Linked DNA regions of Homo sapiens: region 1 is linked to region 2. The links are chromatin loops, found by intact Hi-C in ENCODE. Cell type or tissue: GM12878. All regions are shown on one strand.

What was found. A loop is a pair of places that touch in the nucleus more often than their neighbours do. Peaks named below come from ENCODE experiments on the same cell type or tissue, not always from the same donor. Only the 100,000 strongest peaks of a DNase experiment are listed, where the experiment ranks them.
Region 1: it touches region 2 in a loop (4-fold over the local background); 7 of 110 quality-filtered maps call a loop at or near these places.

The regions. Positions count from the first base shown.
Region 1 is chr6:12,501,381-12,509,380 of GRCh38, reverse strand. No RefSeq gene overlaps it. Among named protein-coding and RNA genes, the nearest start is that of LINC02530, 80 kb to the left of the region's middle. In GM12878, a CTCF peak has its summit at 4,826 (motif pointing right); a DNase peak (open chromatin) is centred at 4,850.
Region 2 is chr6:11,652,204-11,660,203 of GRCh38, reverse strand. No RefSeq gene overlaps it. Among named protein-coding and RNA genes, the nearest start is that of TMEM170B, 120 kb to the right of the region's middle. RefSeq lists a silencer at 4,361-4,530. In GM12878, a CTCF peak has its summit at 4,452 (motif pointing left); DNase peaks (open chromatin) are centred at 207, 4,403 and 6,553; H3K27ac peaks cover 605 bases.

The DNA of each region.
Region 1 (8,000 bases), 850 kb before region 2:
AAGTCACATACTGATGACTTAAAGTGAAGAATTCTTCAACAGGCTTTAAAGAAGACTGGGTGTGTGATTCTTTAGCGAGATGTCCTCTTGCCTAATCCTTCCACCCCACCCCTACAATTACAATGGAAAATGACTAAAACTGTCTAGGCTTTCAATGCCATAAGTCTTAATGTAAATAGTACAGAGGTTAGCAAAGACAAGTATCAGGATTCTTGGCTATTCCTTTAACTAATGCTGCTACTATTTGTAAACCATTTGATTTTCACTCCTTATATCAGTCTGTTTTCACACTATGAACAACTGCCCAAGACTGGATAATTTATAAAGTGAAGAGGTTTAATTGACTCACAGTTCAGCATGGCTGAGGAGGCCTCAGAAAACTTACAATCGTGGTGGAAGACTAAGGGGAAGCAAACATGTCCTTCTTGGCATGGTAGCAGGAAGCAGAAGTGTTGAGTGAAGTGGGAAGAGACCATTATAAAACCATCGGATCTTGTGAGAACTCACTCACGATCACGAGAACAACATGGAGGAAACTGCCCCCATGATTCAATTACCTCCACCTAATCTCTCCCTTGACACGTGGGTATTATGGGGATTACAATTGAAGATAAGATTTGGGTGTGTGGGTATTATGGGGATTACAGTTGAAGATAAGATTTGGGTGTACTCACACCCAATAGTCATTATGGGGATTACAACTGAAGGTAAGATTTGGGTGGGGACACAAAGCCTAACCATAGCACCTCTCTTACTGAAAACATAATTTAATTAAAATACAGTGTAGTCCAATGAACTAAGTGGATGATCCTTAACTGGAATAATTAGTTCTATAACCAGTTTTCTGGATTTTAGAGTCTTTTATAACACAGTTACAGTGTTCTTGACATGGCCTTATTCCTTGGCTACAGCAATCGAGTGTTCATAGGCAGCGATAATTTGCTATTTAAATAACATAGTAAAATGACTTTGTGCATCTGCATGACTATATGTGAATGTTTTCCTTGGACTGCAAGCCATTTAGGCAGCTTTCCCCCCAGGCAGCAGCTTTTCATGATATTTCCAATTTATCATTTATGACCTTTCATGCTACTCTTTCTTAAAAAGAGACATCCCTGCATAATCACAACCTGTATTTCAAAAACTATGCTGTGAACTATTGGAGTCTAAAATATAACTAAGCTCTGTTGATGATTATTACTGTGTGTAATTTGTGTCCATTTAAGTCTTCTGCACTAGAAGTTCAGGGCAGAATGGAAGGAAGAAATTGAATTTTAGAAGCTTTCTCTTTTTCCCTTCTAAATCTGTGTGAATATTTTCTAATATTTTGTTATCCTGGTGGGGCAGAAATTATAATGTGTGTGACATCCCCGAGTGGACTCATTTAACACAGATAAATTCCATCAGTAGCTAGGAAGTGTCAGCTCCCTTGATAAGCTTTCCTAGTTCACAGAAATTGAGCCATAACATTCCCATTAACTCTGTTTGGAGCAGTGACTAATGATACCACATAGAGACAAATTCAAGTTAATATAGATATGGAACTGTTATTTTCCTCATCCTCCAAAATTTGGCTATCATTGGATAAACATTCCCTTCTGTGGAAGCCTTCCGTCTCCCCACACACTGGTATGCCAGCAATGTTGTAGACTCTCTATAGAGGGATAGAGCCCCTCTCCTTGCCTGACTTAGTGCTCCCACCCTTCAAAGCCAGTGTTCTCCCTACACCATTATCCCCTCGATTTCCCCAACATCCACCTCCAATTTCACAATTCTTTTGCTCATACAGCTTCTAAACTTCCTTACAACAAAAATACAAAGAACATTGTAGGAATTTAGAATGGTCTCCACATGGTGATGCCTGAGAATTTCCCCTGGGGAGAAGACCAGCGGTCTGACCACCCACAAAGGCCTTGGAGAAATTACCTACCATGGACCACAGTCTGGCTTTCAGCTTTGTGGACTCTGAAACCAGATCTTGTTAATGCAAAGAGATCGCCAGGCAGACTGACACTAACCAATGAAGAACATCATTCATATGTATCCAAAGTACTATGCTGCAGTGAGAAATAGAACTGTCATAAAATCAGAATACTCATGCTGGCATCATTAGTGAATTTCAGACCTACTTGGGGAGACAAATGACAATCAGAATCTGTTTAGACTCAGAACACAAGGAGTTAGATGAACAGAGTGTTAAAATACATCAAGCTCTCAATAGGGAGTGTCTGAACTTTGAAAGGATTTCAGCATTTAATGATATACTGTATTTATTTATAAGGCTCCCCAGAAGACTTACCGAGGCATAAAACTTGAATTATAGATAACTGAGCAATTGTTTTCTGGTTAGTATAACAAATAGAATGTTGCCAACACATGATTCCAACTTAAAGATGATCCCTGTGCAAATAAAAGTTTTCAAAATGTTCATGATCAGATAGGGGAAAAAATTATAATATAACCAATTCTATGAGGTACAGACAAACCAGAAGTTAACCCCGAAAGGTAGGTCCTGCCAGTTGACTGGAAGTTGCCCTAACAACCAACATCAAAGTATCAAGTTTCATGACTCCCATAATGGAGAAACAGTATTGTCCAACTCAATTTTTCTGTCAGCCAGATAGGCAAGTTCTAGAAATGCCACCTGCAAGTACCAAGTAAATATACTAATAAATAATAGTGATTCATTTCATGCCCTCTTTCCCCACCTATCCCTTTGATTATGAAAGAATTTGATAGACAATCTCAAGTAGGCATTTTCATTTGTTTAAAGAATTTAGAGAAAGAGCAGAAAATGTTTAGCCTACAGGGCACTTTCCCCAGAAGGTTAACTGCTTGACAAAAATGAACTTAGAAATATACCTTCTTGAGAAAAACTACAGCATTGGTTTTGCAGTTTATATCATGTGTAATCACTTCACATGTCAAAAAAGAAAAAAAATAGTTGGCTGTCTTAAGATACTATCTGCAACAAGCCTGTGCATGCAGCTCAATCTCTGTTACTTCTTTCTAAGGTAAGATCAGGTCCAAGAAGTGGCAGAAGTTGAAATGCGTTTTTATGCCCATTGTCGCTATGCATATTCACACATATGGAAAATTCTTATTAGCCATTGCCAAAAGACTTTTCTAAAATATTTTGTAGTGCATGGTTGCTTGGAAACATTGAGATCTCAAAATAAATAGTTCTGCCTTGTTCAAAATGTGTACAAATTGCACTAAACATAGACACTCAGACTCCTCCAAACCTCTAAGATTGATATCGTAAGGCCTGCCTCAAATGCATTTCTGGCAAAATCAAAGTCTTTAATTATCTTAAAAAGAGTAACATGTTAAAAATGTGCATGCGATTATCCCTTAAAAACACCATAAGAATATAAAGAAGGCCTTTCTCCTGACAGTACTCCAGGGCTACTCATCTGAGTGTTGGGAAGTCTAGGAGAATTTGCTGTTATTGACAGTTACAAATCACTCTCCAAGCACTTGTGTCCCATTCCCTGGATTTGGCCAATAGTACAGAGGAAAATGTTATGTTCTTCCTGGAAATCAGTGTTCATGTTGCCACTGATAATCACCTGAATAGTAATTTTGCCATTGTACCACTGCACGAAGGCATGCCCAGGAAGCCTTGCTTAGATCTGACATGTCTGCTGTCTTAACCAGCAGAACAAATAAGGAAGTAAACATGAAAGGTCTCGAGAGAAGCCCATGTGGATCAGTCTGGGGCTGAGATAAGAACTTGGGTATGCTTCTCATAGTTCAGACAAATGACAATGACAGTTTGAGTATTTCTACCAATCCTTCTTTTGGTAGTTATTAAGGGACACTGACTTAGTATTGCAAAACAAACTGAGCTACATCGATACGTGGTCCAATTTTTAAGACACCCTTTCCAGTCTTATTTGTCTCATATAGTATGCTAGATAAAAGGGAGATAAACTGTTTCCAACTTATCTAAATTGAGATGATGATTTGTCTTGGCACCAAATACAATTTGCAATTGGGATGTTGCTCTGGCATCTCGTCTCATCTGGGTTGTCTCGTCCCTTTTGTACACCCCTACTTGGAAATACTTGGAAATTCTATTGGAAGTTGAGAATAAAGGGCTCTTTATCTTCAAACATGATTTCCCTATTTATTATGCACTTTTTCTTTCCTTTGTTTCCAATCAAAATTCTGAGTTTCTCTCTGTTTATCTGTGAATCCCATGGCCTCAGACTTTAAAAATGGACTAAATAGTTAGAAAATTTGAATTTAGGGCTGATTCGATTCAGAAACCAAGTAAGCATTGTCTCCAAACATGAAGCCATGTTTCTTTGTAACCAAGGCTGCCTGTTTAGCTGGAATTTCTGTCTAAGATCACCCCTGGGTAACTAACAATTGAAACCTACAACGTTTTTGAAGATCAACTTTCCTCACTCAATGTATTGAAATTTTCAAATGTTCTCTTTGACAAGAGAAAAATAGCTTCAGATTTCATATTTGTACTAATGTGTTTCTAATTAATTGATTTTAATTTGATTCTCTGTGTTTTCTTCTTTGTAAGCTAATTCTGCTGTTTTCATACATGTTTTAGATAATGGCCTTACTTTTGTTTGCCTGCCTACAACAGAAATATCAGAAAGAAGAAAATCATCATTAGCATTAAATCATGGTCAAGCCAGAGAGTTCATGTAATATGGGGGTTTTATGGTTCACTGAATACAATCTCATCTCAAATTCATTTTCCAGTTGGTCTTGAATTTTCGAAAAGTCTAGAAGTGCAGCTGCGTTGTAGGTCATCATTCTATGCAGTAGTCATAATCAAGCTAGACACTAGGGGGCTGTGTGGAGTGAGGTGGTGGTAAGCTTAGTCTCCTGAATCAGGTTGACCAGGGTTAGCATATCTGCACTTACACTGTTGTCTCTGTGACCTTGTGTAAAGCACTGAACTTATCTGAGCCTCAGCATTCTCATCTGTTAAATGGAAAAAAAAAATGTGTATTCTGTCTCTATTAAAGGGCATTTACTGAAATCACCATCTTCACATAATGATAATAAGTGCTGTGTAAAAAGAGAAAAGCATCTTGTGGGTAATGCTTGATTAAATCCAATTAAAGTTAAACGGGGCTTTTTATTGCAGACGTTCCTGATGCATTACTGCATAAGATAAACCTCCACTGGAGGTATGAATTACATAGCATTGTCCAGACTTATTGGGAGACTCACAGAATACATGTTGGGAAGAGCTTATAGGCTTCCTAACACTGATGTGATCATTAAGCATAATTATGTACATTAAATGCTTATCTCAATATCTGCTGCATATCAATGCAGGCCGACATTTACTGAGCATTTCCTGTGTGCCACATGTCATCTCATTGCATAATCATGGCAATCTCGTGAGGCAGGTACCCTCATTCTCATCTTACAGGTAAGAAAACTGAGCCTTGGCGATGTTGACCAACTGCCCAGGGTCATATGGCAAGACAGTGTCAAACATGGAGCTTTTTGACTCCCCAGAGTCTGTCTGATACACTTTAATAAATGCTGTTCCCGGGTGGGTGTGTGGCTCACCCCTGTAATCCCAGCACTTTGGGAGTCCGAGGTGGGTGGATCACCTGAGGTGAGGAGTTGGAGACCAGCCTGTTCAATGTTGTGTGACCCCATCTCTACTAAGAATACAAAAATTAGCCAGGCATGGTGGTGTGTCCCTGTAATCCCAGCTACTTGGGAGGCTGAGGCAGGAGAATTGCTTGAACCTGCGGGGCGGAGGCTGCAGTGAGTCGAGATCGCGCCAATGCACTCCAGCCTGGGTGACAGAGCGAGACTGCATCTCAAAAATAAATGAATAAATAAATAAAAATAAATGCTGTTCTCAGTCTCTTCTTTTCCTTAGCTATCCCTGGGACAACTGTTACATTCTAATGCAAGCTATTAGCAGGACAGGCATCAAAGACAAAGATTCCCCTTAAGAGTACTATCTTGCTTTATAGCTTATCCAGAAATATTGCTAGACAATTCCAGGCCCCACATTCATTTCGTCATTCTTCCCTTCAACAAAGACATAGTAAGTAAGAACTTACTGTGTACGGGTCACTTCTCTAGGTAACGGAAATACGACAGTGAATAAAGCAGACAAAAACCCTTGCTCTCATGGAGTGCATACTCTCCTGTGAGAAAACAGACAAAAACAAGTAACTAAGTAAAACAAACAAACAGAAGTCATGGTAATAAGTGCAATGCAGAAAAATAAAGGAGGAAAAAGGAAAGAGAGTGACTTTGGTAGTGGGGAGAGGTTGGTGGCTGCACTTCTAAATAGGGTTATGCCAGAAGGCCTGGCTGAGATGGTGCCCTCTGGGCAAAGACTTGGAGGAAGGGAGCAAGGGATGGATCCAGATGGTATCTGGGCAGAATGTTTCAGGCTAAAGAAAGAGCAAGTGGAAAAATCCCAAGGTAGGGATGTGCCTGGTGTCTTCAGAGAATTGCGACATGCTCTCTTTTTTCCTATTTTTTTTTTTTTAGAAAAATCAACTTTTATTTTAGATGCAGTGAGTATATGTGCAGATTTGTTACATGGATATATTGCACCCAGGTAGTGAGCATAGTACCCAATAGGTAGTTTTACAACCCATGCCCTCCTCTCTCGCTCCCCATCTATTCATCCCTAGTATTTTTTGTTCCCATTTTTATGTCCCTGAGTACCCAATGTTAAGCTCCCACTTTTTTTAAGTGAGAACACATGATATATTTTGTTTTCTCTTCCTATGTTAATTTGCTTAGTATTCTGGCCTCCAGCTTCATCCATGTTTCTGCAAAAGACACGATTTCATTCTTTGTTATGGCCACGTAGCTTTCTGTGGTGTATATGTACCATATTTTCTTTATCCAATCCACCTTTAATGGGCACCTAGGTCAATCCCATGTCTTTGATATTGTGAATAATATGGCAATGAGCATACACGTGCACCTGTCTTTTTGATATGATAATCTATTTTCCTTTGAGTATATACCCAATAATGGGATTTCTAGGTTGAATGGTAAATCTGTTTTAAGTTCCTTGTGAAATCTCCAAATCACTTTCTACTGTGGCTGAATTAATTTACATTCCCACCAGCAGTGTATAAACTTTCTCTTTTCTCCATAGCCTTACCAGCATCTGTTGTTTTGGGGCTTTTTAATAATAGGTATTCTGACTGGTGTGAGATGGTATGTCATCATAGTTCTAATTTGCATTTCTCTGATGATTAGTGATACTGAGCATTTATTCATATGCTTCTTGGCTGCTTGTATGTTCTTTTAAGAAGTGTTTGTTCATATCCTTTGCCTACTTTTTAATGGGATTGTTTTTCGCTTGTTCCATTGTTGAAGTTCCTTATAGATTCTGGTTATTAGACCTTTGTCAGTGCATAGCTTGTGACACTTTTCTCTCATTCTGTAGGTTGTCTGTTTACTCTGTTGATAATTTCTTTTGCTGTGCAGAAGCTCTTTCTTTTAATTAGGTTCCACATGTCAATTTTTGTTTTTGTTGCAATTGCTCGTGGGGAATTTGTCAAAATTCTTTGCCAAGATCAATTTGTTGAAAAGGGTATTTTCTGTTTACTTCTAGGATTTTTATAGTTTAAAGTCTTGCATTTAAATCTTTAATCCATGTTAAGTTTTGTACACAGTGAAAAGTAGGGGTCTAGTTTTATTCTTCTGCATATGGCTAGCCAGCTATCCTAGCACCATTTATTGAACAGGGAGTCCTTTACCCATTGTTTGTTTTTGTTGGTCTTGTGGAAGATGGTTGTAGGTGTGTGGCTTTATTTCTGAGGTTTTTTTTTTTTTTTTTTTTTTTCTGTTCCATTGGTCTATGTGTCTGTTTTTGTTCCAGAACCATGCTGTTTTGGTTACTGTAGACTTATAGTGTGGTTTAAAGTTGACTAGTGTGATATTTCTGGCTTTGTCCTCTTTGCTTAAGATTGTTTTGGCTAATTTAGGGTTATTTTTGGTTCCATGTGAATTTTAAAAGAGTTTTTTTT
Region 2 (8,000 bases):
TCTCCTGACTGCACATTTCAGCAACAGCAAGAAAAGCTGGAACTATTGGAAGAAAGAGGGTCAATGTAGGCCACTGACAATGGCATGCCTGCTGGAATGAGGTAGCCTCGGACTTGAGCAACATGAAAAATGCCCAGGCAGCCAAGAGAGGGTCCCCAAGGCCAGGGGAAGGAAAAACACCCAAGCATATCGTTGCTGACTCTCATTTCCCCTAAAGCATGGAACAGTGTTGTTTTGTGGAAAGTACATGACTTTCAGAGCCAGACAGATATGGGTTTGAGTGATGTTCAGTTGCTGGGTAGACTTGGGCAAGAGACTTAACCTCTCTGAACTTCCACTTCCTCACCATGCAATGAAAATAATAATGTCTTCCCTTTGGTATTGTTAGAGGAATTAAAAGGCCATGATACATGGGAAACCCAAAAGAAATCTTTCATTCCATCCTCCCTTCCTTTCTTTCTTACATTCTTTCTTCCTATATCCCTTGATATATAAAATGGTAGAGGTAGGAAAACCCTAAAATTACTTAATTCCACACTCTTCTCATACAGGTAAGAGACATGAAGGACTTGCTTGAGATCCCACCACTGGCCAGTGGCAATGCTGACATCTTCCTAGTGTGATCTTTCCACCATGCCATGGGGAGCACCTAGCTGGAGAATTAGAAATTCTAAGTCTCAATTCCAAACATTTGTATGTGCATCCGCTTAAAATTCTGAATTCAAAGGGACATCAAAAAGGACAGCTTTCTTATCTCACATTTTTCACTTAAGAACACCCAATTATACTGAGCCTCTTCTACTTTAAAAGCTGCTCTGATTCATAATTTGTACAAGGTTTGGCGAACTTTTACAACTCAAGACCATATCTGATGCCTCCCTACAAGCACTTCTGAGTAAATTTTACTTTTTGGAAGAGGTAGTACCAGTTGTCCCAAATCTAGAGCCCTCAAACCCCTCAAGGTCCACGATTGTTCAAAGATGACCAGTTATAATTTGGGATTTGCCTTCCACTTGGACATTCTTCAGAGTTTGAGAGAAAATTCCCCTACTTTGTGAGCTCAGCTACACGCACGCACTCCAGGGAAAAGAGTAAAATATGCATCTCAGAACTACCCTACCTAAGGCCCAGCGCAGTGGCTCATGCCTGTAATCCCAGTACTTTGGGAGGCTGAGGCAGGTGGATCACTTTAAGTCAGGAGTTCGATAGCAGCCTGGCCAACATGGTGAAACCCTGTCTTTACTAAAAATTAGCCAGGCGTGGTGGTTTGTACCTGCAATCCCAGTTACTTGGAGGCTGAGGCAGGAGAATCATTTGAACCCAGGAGACAGAGGTAGCAGTGAGCCAAGATCACGCCACTGCACTCCAGCCTGGGCAACAGAACGAGACACCATCTCAGGAAGAAAAAAAGAAAGAAAGAAAAGAACCACCCCATCCAAAGGACAAGGCAGCTGGGGTGTTTCTGCACCAATTCCCACCAGTCATCAGCTGAGCACTGTTCCCAAAAGGGGCTGTTCCCTGCCCTTCTTGTCTGCCTCACATGGTCAGAGTAACCTCTGGAAGCCAGAGAGTCTTCAGGTAGAGATGTGAACGCAGGCAGTTGGGAGTCTGGGTGCGTGCACCAAAATGAAAACGGTCCAAGAGATGTGGTCCTGTGGGGCACTGGCATTGAAAGACACATGAAAAGCACAAGGCACGGACTTTCTTTAACCAGAGATTTCTCTGACAATGCCAAAAGAATGGGCTGAGGTAGCTGGAAAGCAAAGGCAAAGTTTGTTCTGTGTTTGCCAAATTACATTATCAGTTGTACTCAAATCTTCATTATGTTTCTTTTGTATATGTAAGGACATTGATTAGAAAAGAGACAAATGGAATGGGAATATAGAGCAGGATTTGGAGACCTTCAATTTCCCCAACCCACAACCCACCCTGAGCTCCCTCCTCCTCTGCGTTCCCTGGTTAGGCTCTTCATGTCTGGCCTGAAGACACTGTTAACTTCTCTCAGTGGCCATCAGTTACCTTGGCAGAGGGACAGACTCACTTAATGCTCTATCCCTACCCCCACCCCTCACCTTTACACACTCATCTTCCACATCCCCAGACTTGTAACTAAAGTCAGACCCCAGCACTTACTAGGGGAGAAGGGAATTCAACCACCAAAAGACTTACAGGACTTAATTATATTGGCAAAGATGTGGGAATATGTGAGGAAAGGCATCCTGAAGGCTATTGGTCAAGAGGAAGGAACATCACTTTGATCAGGGTAAACGTGGGTGCACTGTGCACTCACCCACGATTCTGGATCTAGTGGTGTTAGCTGGGGCAGCTGAGAGTGGTTCTGATAGTTTACTTGCTGGCCCAAGAAGTCCAGGGCTCCATTGGAAGTACAGTCTAGGGAAAGTTGAGAAGCTAGAAACTGTAAGGTTCAATATAACAAAAGAACTCATAGGTGTCAAGAGAGGAATGTGGCTGTAGCCTTATAGGCAATCCCGTCATCAAAGCCTGGGATAGACACTGGTAAGGCAAACACCGGCATCTTTGAAAAGAGTGTAGAGGCTCTTCTCTGTGAGTTGGGAATAGTGGTGGAAGATGCTACCATCCAAAAGGACTGCTTGATACCAAGCATGTGGGAAGGGCCCGGGTGGAAAAGGACAAATAGGTACACTAGAATAGTAAGATAGAAATGGGTATAGTCATCTTACAAGACATTAGGGCTTACCAGAATGAACTGAACTGCAGGGATCTTAGGGTGTGGCCAGTTGATCGCAGGATTTCCGGCCTAACTTGGCGTGTAACTGAAAAAACTCCAGGTCTGGTGAATGGGGGCTGCTATTACATCAGAAACTTGGGGTCGTGTCTAAGACCGAGTCAGTTCCCAGACCCACATCCCCTCACTAAAGGGAAAATAGGGATGCTTAAGGCAGCACTTTCTGCTAAAATTGCCAAGTATGTTCTGTGACTTTTCCTCTCAGCCTTCCCCAGTGGTACTTGTGTCCATTTAAACAGGTTACTGTACTGGGGGAAAAATGCCCAAACTTTTCTCAAATATTTGGACACTGGCTCCAAGCCAACCATACCACAGACCACCTATCAAAGCAGGCGACTAGTAGAGATCTGGTAATTGATAGAGTTTTGGAGTGTGTGTGTGTGTGTGTGTGTGTGTGTGTGTTGACCTTTCTTCTCCCATTTGGCAGAGGAAAAGTATACCAAACACAGAGGAAAGTGGAGAACTCATGGTGAGCTTTTACTCCTGTAACTGCATCCATTCCTGCTTCGCTTACTGAGTTCCCTCCACACTTGCATCTCAAACGCTGAACTCAAACTTGTCATTCTCCCTCTCCTCCCATGGCCTTTGAATTTGCAATTCCCTGGCCTAAATCTTCCTCACCTCTTCCCATCCCTTTGCCTAATTACTTCCTCCTCATCCTTCAAATCTCAGCTCCAGGGTCCCTCGTTAGGGAACACTGCCTATTCCCATCACTCCACGAATCTAGGTCAACTTCATTAGCTCCACAACATCCAGGGACAGCAATCTTTGCCTTTAAAGCACCTCCCGCAGCTTGTTGATGCACATTCATGCGAGTGGCTTGACGAGTATCTGCTTCTTCCTCTAGACTAGAAGCAGCCCAAAGCTGGAACGTAGTTTTGGTTACCACTCTTCCCCTGGCTTCTAAATACGATGCCTGGCACAGTGAACACTCAATAAATATTCATCAAATGAATGGATGAATGAATAAATAAATGAATGCACACCTCTTTTACTTCAAAAAAAAAAACACTTCTTAAGAATTGAAATTTAGCAATAAATTGGCCAATGTTTTTCCTATCTTTAGCGTGCCAGCACTTTCTTCTGGAGACCATGAGCAGGGGCAGAAAGACATCATCCCCAGCAGCACTCACATCTGAAAGCAGGCGGGTGTCCCTCTGCAACAACCCCTGCTCAGTTAGATTGCTTTAGGATACCCTCTTTTCTAAACAGAACAAAATTTTAACCAGACCATAAAAGCTGGTTTGGGATCTGAAAGAATAAGATTGTGCAGCAAATGATAAAAGGAAAAACCCAGCCATGCCTCCCTGTTCTGCCTTTTGTTTGGGCATCCTGTGTCCTGCTAGGCCTAGAAGGGGGTTGATGGAACCGTTTGTTGGCTGAGAGACTGGATTTTAATTGTCCTGCAAAGCTCCAATAAAGCTTTGTTTCAAGTCTTGAATTTCATCCATGTTTCCCTTTTAACAAACTTCAAGGAAATAACTCACCCTGAACTGCCACAGTGTACTGCCAAAGCGCTAGCAAATAAGAAAGGCACATGCTTCCTGAATTTGGGTGAATGAACCGACAACACTCACTTTAAAGGGTTTTCTTTTTCTTTTTTTTTCCTTTTAACTAGGAGAGAGAATGCGGACCAGGCTTTCCCTCAGCAATTTTTCTAATGAAAACATTTGGTGCCACCTGGTGGCCAAATTTACACGGACGCCTCAGCCTTCGCAGAGTACAAATGTCTCCCGGTTGAACTGGATATTAAAAACCCTGGTGCTACTCGGGAGGCTGAGGCAGAGTGGCATGAACCCGGGAGGCGGAGCTTGCAGTGAGCCAAGATCACGCCACTGCACTCCAGCCTGGGTGACAAAGCGAGACTCCGTCTCAAAAAAAAAAAAAAAAAAAAAAAAAAAAAAAAAAAAACCCTAGTGCAACCAATTTGGTAAATTTCTAAGAATATAGAGAATTTAAATTTCTCCTTATTGAAGACAAAATTCCCCACCTGCGTTCCACCACGCCTCTTGGGGACAATTTGTTTTCCTGAACAGGTGGCTTTCTTTAAGTGAACATTTTCTCTAAGGTAATATGCTTCATGCAGAGTTCACTTTTGAGCTAAAAGAAGGGCAAGAAGTGCAAATAATTATTGTGGCATGAGAGAAGGAGAAGGAATTGCCCAGAAATCCTTTAGGCCCCTTCAGTGTCTACTGGCCTAGGATTCCAAAAAGGTTTGAGAATGTTTCTCATACTCATATTTGGCCCAAGCACACGGGTCCAGTGGGTCAACTTTCACTTTGAGAAAAGCTTCAAATTCCACATTCTTGGATAAAACATAAATAGAGCCCAGTTAGTCCCTCTCAGGCTTTTATGAACTAGAATCATATTTCTTAACCTATCATTCCTGAGTGTGAGAAAAACAAGAGGAATGATATGTAATGTCTTAACAAGCTGTGCTGGGATACCAATTTTAACTGGCCAATAGAACCAACGCAGATTATGTTTTAGAGAAATCTAATCCCTTATAAATCAGCTGTGTGTAAAAACCCTCACATAAACAAGTGATGTGTTGTGAGTAGCAAGGAGAAAAAAAAAATTCTCCTGGAAATGTGTAGGTCTATTAGCGGAGACAAGCGCTGCTCGCCTCGTGCTCCATACTCCGAAGGGCAATTCATGTTAAAGGCAGTAGTGGGCTGGCCCCCTTTATGCTGAACATAGGAAATACAGAAAAACATCTACGAGACTGAGCAAAGTGGTAGTATTTCGTGCACTGGCTGGCTCAGCACCAAAATTCAAATCAATACTCCAGAGAGAAGAGCCCCCAGAAACAGCCCAGCAAGAGCTTGGAGGGTTCAATGATCATTTAATTTAAGCCCCTCTTTTTACAGACAAATGAACACAGGCCCCCAAGAGTTTAGGTGATGTTCCCGTGGGCCCTTATCAAGTTAGAGCAGAGCCCAGGGAGAGAGAGAGTTGAGGTCCTCCGCTCTCTGCTTCTGCCTCCACACTCTGCTTGCTCTGACCAACGTCCTCCCACCGGCGATGCAGAACTTCAAAGGGATGGAAAAGGTGGCAAAGTCACCAGTGAATCTGTGTGATATACATAACTGATGACTTCCTCCTTTAAAAATTTTTTTGAGAGAGGGTCTTGTTCTGTTACCCAGGTTGGAGTGCAGTGACACAATCGTAACTTGAAATCCTGGGCTCAAGTGAGCCTTTTGCCTCAGCCTCCCGAGTAGCTGGGACTACAAGGAGCACACCTCCATGCCTGGCTAATTTGTTAAAATGTTTCTTTAGAGACGGTAGTCTCACTATTTTCCCCAGGATGGTCTTGAACCCCTGACCTCAGGTGATCCTCCCGCCTTGGCCTCTCAAAGTGGTGACTTCAGGTGTGAGCCACTGTGCCCAGCAGCTTCCTCCTTTACAGAAATAAATTAATGCAAAATAAAGGAGGAAGAGAGAAATGATAGCTAAGCAGAGAACATGCAACAAAGTCAATGCTAACATCCACGTGATTGAGCATCTACTGTATGGCAGGTGCTTCACATGCGTTATCTTGAATGGGTGAACATTCTCCAATACAGCAGGGTTCCATCCATTCCACAGGTGAGGCACCTCATGCTCAGGTGGGTAAATTGCCCACCACCGTGTGGTAATAAAAGGGCAGAACACACACATGAAATCAGGACACCCTGACTCCAAATCCTATCACTGTTTCATGTCTCCAGCTGCAGACAACTCTTATGTGAGCCCTGGATAGGAAAAGGAACAGAGTCATGGAAGGTCCACTTAAGTTCTCCTTCAAGCAGCTAAGGAGGTGCTGTCTCTAACAAGCCAAATTAAGATAGGCAAAGTCACCCCAGCAGCTGTTGACTTCAGCATTTGCTTTTAAAATGAGAATTATTGTCTCAGGGTGAAGACTCCGGTTCAAGCATGAGTCATGCACCCCAGCAGACCTGGTTTGTTTTTAGCGAAGTGTGGCCGGGGGAGGAGGGGTTGTATTCACCAGCAAAGCATGTCACAGAGGATGTACACACACACACACACACACACACACACACACACAGACACACAGACACACACACACACACGTCTGCCCATTACAGCTGCTCCAGGCATCTCTCGCCTGACAGAATAGGGTCTGTTTCTGACCCCCACACATCCTTAAAGAATGTGATCTTTGCAGAGATCACTAGCAGGAAATGACCCTGAGGAAAGCCACTTGATGTCATTCTTTGAATGTTCTGCTGTCAGCTCCCAAAACTGTCAGGAATGAGGTCGTAAGTGTCTCCTTCAGCTGCATAAATAGAGGCCACCAAAGGTCTCCAGGAAAGAAAAAAGCTGGTAATCACAGCAATTCACGTGTGGACCAAATATGGCAGCACCGGTGGAAGACAGAGTCATGTTATGACTCACACAAACCCAAGCTGGAATCCCATAGCTGCTGTTTTCCAGGGGTATGACATTGAACTGCATAAATGCCTCAGTTTCCCCATCTGCTTGATGGGCATCAGAGCATCACTATGAGGGCTGAGCCGAGTACTTATAGAAGCAGTGGGTGATATAGGTAGCCAGTGCCTGATCAATGCTGCTTCTCATCCATCCTCCTCCTGCATGATGTGGTTAGAAATCTCCAATGGCTGGGCGCGGTGGCTCATGCCTATAATCCCAGCACTTTGGGAGGCCGAGGCCGGCGGATCACCTGAGGTCGGGAGTTTGAGACCAGCCTGACCAGCATGGAGAAACCCCATCTCTACTAAAAATACAAAATTAGCCAGGCATGGTGGCACATGCCTGTAATTCCAGCTACTGGGGAGGCTGAGGCAGGAGAATCGCTTGAACCTGGGAGGTGGAGGTTGTGGTGAGCTGAGATTGCGCCATTGCACTCCAGCCTGGGCAACTTCCAGAGTGAAACTGTCTCAAAAACAAACAAAAAAAAGAAATCTCTGGTGCGGCTGGGCATGGTGGCTCACACCTGTAATCCCAGCACTTTGGGAGGCCAAGGCGGGTGGATCACCTGAGGTCAGGAGTTCGAGACCAGCCTGGCCAATGTGGTGAAACCCTGTCTCTACTAAAAATACAAAAAATTACCTAGTTGTGGTGGCACACACCTGTAATCCCAGCACTTTGGGAGGCCGAGTCGGGCAGCTCACTTGAGGTCAGGAGTTGGAGACCAGCCTAGCCAACATGGCAAAACCCCGTCTCTACTAAAAACACAAAAATTAGCCAGGCGTGGTTGCGCACACCTGTA